Linked DNA regions of Homo sapiens: region 2 is linked to region 1. Evidence: read pairs that join two places in POLR2A ChIA-PET (ENCODE). Cell type or tissue: PC-9. All regions are shown on one strand.

Region 1 (5,000 bases):
TGAATAGATTAAGCACTTTAGAGGTCAACATACCACAGAGGTAAAAAATAAACCTATCCATCTGTGTATACACACGCACATGGATTTTCCCCGGACATTACTGAGCCTCTGGGCAGCAAGTGTCTTTAACTACACCAAAACACACAAAAACCCAAAAAACAAAAACCCACACGAGTCGTCAGCTTGGCTGAGGACGCCATATGGCGTTTTGACTCAACCATGATTCAGCTCAACTTTGTTGAGAGAGAACATCAATTAAGTTACACTATAAAAAGCATATTTTAGAGTGTGCTGGCAATTTCCTTTATTTTTACCTATGCCATGAGCTGGAATGCTACATGGAATTGTTTGGTAAGGTGTTCTGACTCAGCTTCAAAATACAGAAGTGGTCAGTGTGAGCCACCTCATACATTCAATTATCTTAAATGCATGAAGTAGACAGGAAAGAGTTTGAGCCAGCCGAAATAAATAAAACCAATCGAAATAAATAAGGTTAGGATTGTGACCACCAGTACCCTCAGAGCAGAGTTTCTCAGCTCTTTCATTCTTCCAGTCTTTTGTAGTGGTCACTGGACCCAAGGGCTTGGTCACTGGACTGTGGGCAATGACACTCAAAAGCAAAGGAACTGTGGGACTACCAGTAGGGTGAGCTGGGCCCTGTGATGGCCACAAGCTTAGAGAAGTTATTAGAGTTAACGAGATGATCCATAAGTGGGGGATGCTCTTTCATTATAGCTATTGAGGAGTTTGTGTACTGCTTAGAACAGTGTCTGGCACCTAATAGACACAGTTTAAGTGTTAGCGTTTTCGTTGTTGGTGTCATTGTCATCATCATCATCAATGAGAATATTATAAAACTATCAAAAGACATTTAAAAAGACTTAAGTGGTAAGATACACCATTGTATTATAGGAAACCTCAATAACAAAGACATCAATACCTCCCAAATTGACCTGTGGATTCAATGCCATTCATAATAAAATTGCAGCAGGGTTTTTGCTAGAAATTCACACAGATTTTCTAAGTTATATGAGAAACTCCTAGGTTTTCTCTTACTCTCTGAACTGTCATCCCTTTAAGGCTTTTTTGTTTTTTTGAGATAGGGTCTCACTGTGTCACCTAGGCTGGAGTGCAGTGGTGCCATCACAGCGCCACCATGCCCCGCTAATTAAAAATTTTTTTTTTTTTTGGTAGAGATTAGCTCTCACTATGTTTCCCAGGCTGGTCTTGAACTCCTGGGCTCAAGTGATCCTCCTGCCTCAGCCTCCCATAGTATTGCGATTACAGGTGTGAGCCACTGTTCCTGGAACCCTTTAAGGTTTTTTTACATGAATCCTCTTCTGACTCCCCAGTTCTTAAGATCCTTCTCTATGCCCTCAGCAAAATTCCCTGTATCCTGAACTTCTGTAAACATCCATTCATCTTCTTGATCTAAATGAAATATGGCTCTGAGGACATGCCTTTCCCAGGGTTCTTGAAAGTGGGAGGCTGTTTTCTCTCCTGCACTCAGTACAATGCTTGGCTCAAAGGTGTGGTAGTTCTCCTTGATTGTCATTGCTGCTTTCAGACCTTTTTCCTCCATAGACCACTCCAACTTTTAATCTCATGACATCAGAGTATCCCTTGTTTAATCACTTTTGTGGTTAAAAGAGACCTTTGGGTCAGTCTGCCTCATTCCTTGAAGAGTTTAGCCCTGGCTCACTTTTCACTCTATTTCTTCTCCTGTCTTAAATCTTCGTTATTTCATTGTTTATATAGATTTTCCTTTCATTATCCTGACCTCGAATTTCTTTGACTTTCTCTCCCTTAGTGAGCTTGACCTCCATCCCATCTCAGACACACATTGCCATACCTTACTTAGACTTTATCCATAACTGTAGCTGCCTTCCCCCACAATCTCGAGTCCCAATCCCTGTTTTATCTTCTCTTTAGGGCCCTTGCTTCATCAAGTCTTTAACCTCACCAGGACCTACAGTCTTTTGACCCTATTTCCTATTTACTACCCCTTTTGTTTTTCATTCCCCTTCTTAATGTTCACATTCCCATCTTGATCTGGCTTAGATCCATGGATGAGTAATAAGAGCATTTTTTAATGTACATCCTCAACTCCACTGCCTCCTCTCTAAACTTTGTTATGTTTGCCTGGTAAAACTCCAGCTCTGGTCAAATCCAACTTGTTACCTTTGCGACAGTACCCAAATAGCTGAACAAGGCTAGAGAAAAACATACAGCCGTGCAGACTGCTCTCACTTTAACTTGCTGATCACTAACTAACGTGGCCCTTAATGCTACCTGTCAGTCCCGCTGTTTGCCCTGGTCCCTTGACTCTCCTGCTCCCCGAGTCAGGTATTTCATGCTCCACCCTCTTCAAACCTCCATCCCATCTCCCTCATCCTCACTCTCAGCTCTCTGAAAATAGGAGCAACTAGAAGATAATTTCCAGGAACTCTCATCACCCTCTCTGCCCACCTACTTGTATCTGTGCCCGTAGCCTGCCTTTGCTTCTGGTCTGTGGATTAGCGATCTTGCTCTGAATATGAGCTCCCCTTAAGTTTGCACTAAATTCCATTGCCTTTTGCACACATTGCTCCAGCAGTCTTCTTCTCTCCCCCCTTAAAAATCATCAGTTTTACCCTTTCTATTGGATTGCACTCATCAGTTTATAGATCTGCTGTAATTTTTCCATACTAAGAAAAATCTCTCCCTCCATTTCCCTGAGTGATAATCCTTCCCGGATCTCAGAACTCAGTCCTCAGACCTCTTCTCTTTTCTGCCTATATTTACTTTCAGAGTATTCTCACTCAATCTTGTGGCTTTAATAACTTCCGTTTGCTGGTGACTAACATTTTTCTTTAGCTGGACTTCTTTGTTTTTTTTTTTGAGACAGGGTCTCGCTCTGTCACCCAGGCTGGAGTGCAGGGGCACGATCTGCAGCCCTGACCTCCCAGGCATAAGCAGTTCTTCCACCCCAGCCTCCCTTGTAGCTGAGACTACAGGCATCCACCACCACACCCGGCTATTTTTTAAATTTTTTTTGTAGAGACAGGGTCTTACCATGTTGCCCAGTCTGGTCTTGAACTCCTGGCCTCAGGTGATCCACCCACCTTGGCCTCCCAAAGTGCTGGGATTACAGGCATGAGCCACTGCACCTGGCTTAGCTAGATTTTTCTCCTGAATGCTAGACTTGTTTATTCACCTGACTACTTCACATTCTACTTGTATTTCTACTGATCCTCTCATCCACCAGATATCCTCAGAGTACTCTTGTTTCTGTAAACAATAAATACATCTTTCAATTTATGGCTCAGGCTAAAGTTTTGATGTCATCCTTCACTCCCCTTTTTTAGACACCCTCATAAGAATCCATCATCAAGTCCTATTGGCTCTATCTTTAAAATATCCAGAATTTGATTTCTGTTTACCGTATCTGCTGCTTTCCCTCTGCTCCAAAAACAGCCCCCTAACTGGTCTCCTGCTGTCGTCTCTTTCTCCCTTTAAGATTGATTCTTTACAAAGCAGCCAAAGAGATCCTTTTAACATGTAAGTCAGATGATGTCACCCCTCTGCTCAGAACCTTCCATGGGCCGGGCACGGTGGCTCACGCCTGTCATCCCAGCACTTTGGGAGGCCAAGGCAGGTGGATCACCTGAGGCCAGGAGTTTGAGACCAGCCTGGCCAACATGGTGAAACCCCATCTCTACTAAAAATACAAAAATTTGTTGGGCATGGTGGCACATGCCTGAAATTCTACCTACTTGGGAGGCTGAGGCATGAGAATTGCTTGAACTTGGGAGGCGGGGGTTGCAGTGAGCTGAGATCCTGCCTCTGCACTCCAGCCTGGGCAACAGAGCAAAACTCTGTCTCAAAAACAAAACGAAAAAAAGAACCTTCCATGGCTTCACATCAGGATAAAAGCCAGCGTCCTTCCGTGGCCTACTGTGCCTGTCCAGGGTGGCTCTGTCTTGTCTCTCTGAGTCGCACTTCTCTTTTCTCACTGGGGTTCATTGAAGCCAGCCCTGACTTCCCTGTGACGTGCTCTGTATGCCTTTGCCTCTAGTCCAAGCTCTTCTCCCAGCAAGATGCATAGTTGGCTCCCTCACCTTCTTTGGATCTGTGCTTAAATACTACTTTTAAAATAAGGTTTAAATAATATCTTATGTACAAAATCTTTCTCTAAGCATGTAAAGACATTCTCCTTATATTTTCTTCCAAAGCCTTGCAATTTTGTCTTCCATGTAATTCCTAAATCCACCTGGAGTTACTTTTTGGGTAGTGTAAGTAAGGATCCAATTCAGTTTTTTTCTTTTTAGATTAACAGTTGTTACAGCACCTCTTCGAGCACAGTCCATCTTCCCCAGGTCTTTAATGCTATTGATAGATGCCATTTACCAAGTTACCATGTATACACAGTTCTGCTCTTGGGCTGTCTTTTCCAGTGGTTGACTTTCTGCCTCTGTGCTAATTTCACCTTTTCTTAGCTTCTCTTTCATTTTCTTCTCTTTTCATGTTTTCTTAGAGACAAGGTCTCGCTGTGTCACCCAGGCCTGAGTGCAGTGTTGTGATCATAGCTCACCATAGCCTTGAACTCCTGGGTTCAAGCAGTCCTTCTGCATCAGGCTCCCAAGTAGCTGGGACTACGAGGCACAGACCATCAAGCCCAGCTAATTAAAACAAGTTTTTTTGTTTTTTTTTTTTTTGTAGAGATAGGGTCTTGCTATGTTAGGCAGGTCTTGAACTCTCCTGGCTTCTGCCTCTCAAAGCACTGGAATTATAGGCATATGAACCACTGCGCCTGGCCGCCTTAGTTCCTTTCATTTAGCACAGTGCGTTTGTTCTGATGAAAGATGAATTTTCAATGTGATGAGGACAGTGGGAAAGAGGAAGTGTGTGGTTTTTGGGGAGTGGGGAGAGGACTGGTATGTTTGGAGCCCTTTAAAGCAGGGGTTGCCAGACCATGGCCAGATCTGGCCTACTACCTGTTTTTTTTATGACCCATGAGT
Region 2 (5,000 bases), 130 kb after region 1:
ATTACTATAGCTTTCCAATATGTCTTGATAAAGGATAAGTCAGTTCTTCCAATTTGTCTCTTCTTTTGTAACAGTGTTAGGACCATTTTTGGTCATTTGTATTGTTGCATAAAAGTTTTAGAATCAGTATAAATTCTACACATTTGGTCGTGTGCACATGCACATACATGTATATACCTGTACACACACAGAAAACCTCGTTTACCACTAACAAAAACAATTTAAAGCCCCCACATACTGAGTTATTCATTGAAATTGCATTGACTGAAATGAATTTGATGAGAATTGACATACAGTACTTAGTTTCCAACCCAAGAACATCTTATATCTGTCCGCTTATTTAGGATTATTAATTTTCAGTTTTACTCTTTTCTGTGTACTTCTTGAACTCCATTGCATGGATTTTTGTATGTATTACTTTGTTGCCATTCATTTAAAAGTGTTTTTCAATTTTTATTATAACTTCTTTTTTGACTCGTGGATTATTAGAAATTCATTTCCAAACAGTTGAGAATTGTTCAGTTATCTTTTGGAGCTTGATTTCTAGTATAAATGCATTGTGATCAAATAGCACCTACTTGATATCCTCTGTCTTATGAAATTTATTGAGACTTGATTTATGACCTAGTAATATGGTCAGTTTTTGCAAATATTCTATGTGAGCATGAAAAGCATGTCTGTTTTCCAGTAGTGGGGTATAGTAATGTTTATACATACATTAGGTCAAGTTTGTAAATGGTGGTATTTAAAACTTTTATGTTTTTACTGATATTTTTGTCTACTTTGATTTATCAGAGAGGTATTTTAAAATGTCAACCTTTGATTATGGATTCATCTAATTTTCTTTTTCATTACATAAATTTTCCCTTTATATGTTTTGAGGTAAGGTTTTTAAGTAAAGGTGTATGATAGGTCCTGAGAAATAGTCCTGTTATCATTATGAAGTGACCCTCTTTATCTCTAAAAATGATTTTCTGCCTAATATTAATATAGCTATCCTAGCTTGCTTTGGATTGGTATTTACATGGTACAATTTTATCAGTCCTTTTATTCTCAACCTTTCTGTCTGAGATGTGTTTCTTGTATAAAGTATATACAGTCATGTGCTACATAGTAATGTTTTGGTCAACACAGACCCATATTCAACCTTGGTCCCATAAGGCTGTAATACTGTATTTTTACTGTACCTCTTCTATGTTTAGATACACAGATACTTATCATTGTATTATAGGCACCTACAGTATTAAGTACAGTTACATGCTATACAGTTCTATAGTCTAGAAGCAGTAGGGTATACCATACCGCCTGGGTGTGTAGTAGGTTACTAGGTAATATAGCCTAGAATGTGAGTACATTCTGTGATGTTCACACAATGATGATATTGTCTCTATCCCCAGTGCCACCATCCAGTCCACACTTGCATCATTGCTGGCCCTGAACTTCGGCAGTGACTTCCTAACTCATCTTTCAGTTTCTGCTCCTGCTGGGTCCAGGTGATTTTTGATTCCCCATTCATTCAGTGTCATGATCTTTGAAAACCAAAACTGGATCATTCCTCTCTGATTCTCCCACTCCCCACACCACCTTGCATAAGCATGCCCCTGTTCACAGAGCCTCCTAGACGGCCCATCATCCTCAGAATAAGCCTAGTCTATCACATTCTAAAAGGTCCTCTTCATTTGTATCCAGTGCTGTTCTCCCCTTCTTCAGCATTCCCCAGGCACACCTACGTTTTTGTTTCCGAGAAGGATCTCAGTTCCTGCGTGAAGGCAGTTGTCCAAGCACATCTCTGCTTGTGCTCCTCCTGGGCTTGGTCATCCTCATGCTTCACACCCAGCGTTCTGTGTCTTTTCTCTCAAGTCCCAGCTGAGATAGGCCACCCGCTCCGATCCCTGCCAAAACTTGTTCTGTTCCTTCAGCTCATCACAGGTTATTGTTAAATATGTGTGCATTTATGTCTGGATTACCCGCTGGATTGCTTCCTAAGGGCAGGGATCAAGTTTTCTGTGTTTCACCTCAATATAAATATACCATTGTCTTGCATGTAGTAGATAACCAAAAAATATTTCTTAGATAGATACCTGAATGGGAAAAGGAATGAACAAATAAATGAGCAAAGAGCAGCTTGGTGAAATATGTGTATGTGTGCGTGTGCATGTGTGTGTATTTATTTATCTGGGGGGAGAGGGTGGTTCTAAGCTCAAGAGAAATGTCTCCCATGAGTTCTTTGACTCGGGTAAATTAAGTATTCTTGGTTTGTCAGTCATATTATTTAAAATTTGGTTTAACCCATTTTTCTAGTAATTAGCACCATCCAAGTTTTATTGAATTTAATTTTAGTATTTTGTGTTAAAAAGCAATAGATATTTTGGGCATGCTGAGACTAGGAATTAGTGCTGGTGTCGAATATCCACTAATAACACCACCACTCTTCTCTGAGCACTCTGGATAATGTCCTTCTTGGGACAGGAGTGAGGCCTGGGATGCCTTTGGATAGGAGTCTACCCGTGCCCCATGGGACATCTGCAGTCAGGACTGTATAGAACATTCCACTTTTGTCGGCCACCCTACGGGTTAGGAAATCCAAACTGGCCTGTCAGAGCAGATTAGAAGCAAAAACTGCCCCACAGTAGGGGATGGGGCTGGAAGGGTTCCTTTTCCGTTTCTTGGAGGTAGCTTTTAGAGACCACCAGGGATTTCCAAATCCAGGGAAAAGGCACCAGCTACAAGGGGAAGCTTAACTCTGAAGGACCGCCCTGACTGCTGCCTCCTCAGGGACACGAGCCCAACTAGTGCCCAGCTGTTCACTCGCCCAACTCACTTTTGGGTCACCCACAGTAATGACACAGTAGCCAATGCCATCGGAAAATTCCAGCTCCGCTACCACAGAGGCAATTTCTTATTTGTCAGTTTATTGTGGGATTTTTTGTTGTTGTTGTTTCCAAATAGAAACAGCTGAACTTTATTTGAAGTGTTTTTTCTTTCATTCTTTTTTGATCTGTGTTTTGATCGGTTGTCCTTGATGTGGGTTTGTTTTTTTTTTTTCATATTGTTTTTACTGGGGGGAGGGTGTGGGGACAGGGATAGAATGAGAGTCCAGACTGGGTTGTTTTGGGTTTTTTTGTTTTTTTCTTTTTTCTTCCTTTCTTCATTTCTTTTTTTTTTTTTAATGGAAACACCTAATTTGTAAGAAAACAAAATTCACTTCTGTACAGAAATGTAAGAGTTTATAGGAATAATCACTGAACAGTAGTTTTCCCGGTAATCCTATGTTGAGGAAGAATGGCACAGTGGCAAGGGCATCAGTCCTGTGGCCAGGCAGACCCACACTCAAGTTCTGCCACCCCTTAATTTCCGAGCATTGCACTCTATCTCTCTAAGTTTTAGCTTTGTCTGTAGAATGGGACCTACCCCAACAGGGTTATAGTGAGTGTGAAATGTTATCATGCCTATAAAGTGCCCAGAAATAGTTTCTCAACAAATAAGTGTTTTTGTACAAATATCCTATGTAGCTATTCATTCCTATAAGAAAGGTAAATTTTCGTCTGTGATTGCACTGTGGGTCAGTGGTGAAACTCAAATAATATCACCGAACAGAATAGAATCCAGAAACAGATTCACCCACAGTCAACAAAGGCCTCACTGAAGTTCACTGAGAAAAGGATGGTTTTTCTCATAAATGGTGCTGGACCAATTTAATGTCCATAGTGGGGAAAACATGACCTGGGAATCCTAACTCACACCATTCAGAAATGTCAATTCTAGTTGAATTTATAGACCTCAGTGTGAATGGTAAAACAAAAGAGCTTCTAGAAGAATCACAGATGACTTTGGTTATTATCTTGGATTGGGCAAGCGTTTCTTAAGGCACACAAAGGCTAACTTAAAAACACTAACTGTAAGAGAAAGACTTTGAAACGATGTTTGCGTTACATATATCTGACAGAGGATAAGGACTTCTACAAAACAACAAGGAAAAGAAACAATTCAGTTTTTAAAAATGACTCAAGACTTGCATGCCACTTCACAAGAGAAGAAATCCAAATGGTTAGTAAGCATATGGAATGAATTCAGCATCAGTAGTCATCAGGGAAATGCAAATTTAATCCACAACAAGTAACCACTAGACCCCACCAGAATGGCTAATTTAAAAGCCCCAACAATACTCAGTGATGGCAAGGATATGAAGCAGCCTGAACTAATACATGATGGTGGGATGTAAATAGGAAGAATTGCTTTGGAAAGCTTTTTGGTTGGGAATGTCTGCTAACATTAAACATACAGCTATCCTGTGAATCAGCAGTTCCACTCTAGTATATCCCCAAAGAGAAATGCAGATACATGTTTATTAGAAGAGGAGTCCTCATCCCCTCAGCCGCAGACCTGGTACTGGGCAGCACAGCTGGAGGTGAGCAAGCATCAATCACCACCTGAGCTCCGTCTCCGGTGAGATCAGCAGGAGGTGAGTGAGCATCAGTCACCACCTGAGCTCCGTCTCCCGTCAGATCAGTGGCGGCATTAGATTCTCATAGGAGCGTGAACCCTATTGTGAGCTGCACATGTGAGGGATCTAGGTTGCATGCTCCTTATGAGAATCTAGCTAATGCCTGATGATTTGAGGTGGAACAGTTTCATCTGAAACCACACACCCCCATCCGTCCTGGAAAAATTGTCTTCCATGAAACAAGTCCCTGGTGCCAAAAAGGTTGGGGACTGCTGCATTAGGAGACACGTGCAAGAATGCTCACAGCAGCCTTATTCTTCAGAGCCCCAAAGTAGAAATAACCCAGATGTGCAGTAGTGGAATAGGTAGTTAAATTGTGGTGTGTTCATGTCATGGAATACCATACGGCAGTAAAGAGGAGTGAACTGCTATGTGTAACACATGGATGAATCTCACTAGCATGATACTGAGTGAAAGAAGCCAGATTCAAAAAGACCATGTACTGTACAGTTCATCTACCTGAAGTTCAGGAACAGGCAGGATTCATCTATGGTAA

The links. Peaks named below come from ENCODE experiments on the same cell type or tissue, not always from the same donor. Only the 100,000 strongest peaks of a DNase experiment are listed, where the experiment ranks them.
Region 2: POLR2A ChIA-PET joins it to region 1 with 6 read pairs; 5 of 35 experiments call an interaction of 5 or more read pairs at or near these places.

What each region holds. Positions count from the first base shown.
Region 1 is chr22:45,679,455-45,684,454 of GRCh38, forward strand. The region is part of intron 1 of ATXN10 (ataxin 10); the gene reads left to right. Among named protein-coding and RNA genes, the nearest start is that of ATXN10, 10 kb to the left of the region's middle. In PC-9, no CTCF peak of the experiment used is centred here; DNase peaks (open chromatin) are centred at 1,617 and 2,067; H3K4me3 peaks cover 2,063 bases; H3K27ac peaks cover 5,000 bases.
Region 2 is chr22:45,810,301-45,815,300 of GRCh38, forward strand. The region is part of intron 10 of ATXN10 (ataxin 10); the gene reads left to right. Among named protein-coding and RNA genes, the nearest start is that of MIR4762, 52 kb to the left of the region's middle. In PC-9, no CTCF peak of the experiment used is centred here; no DNase peak of the experiment used is centred here.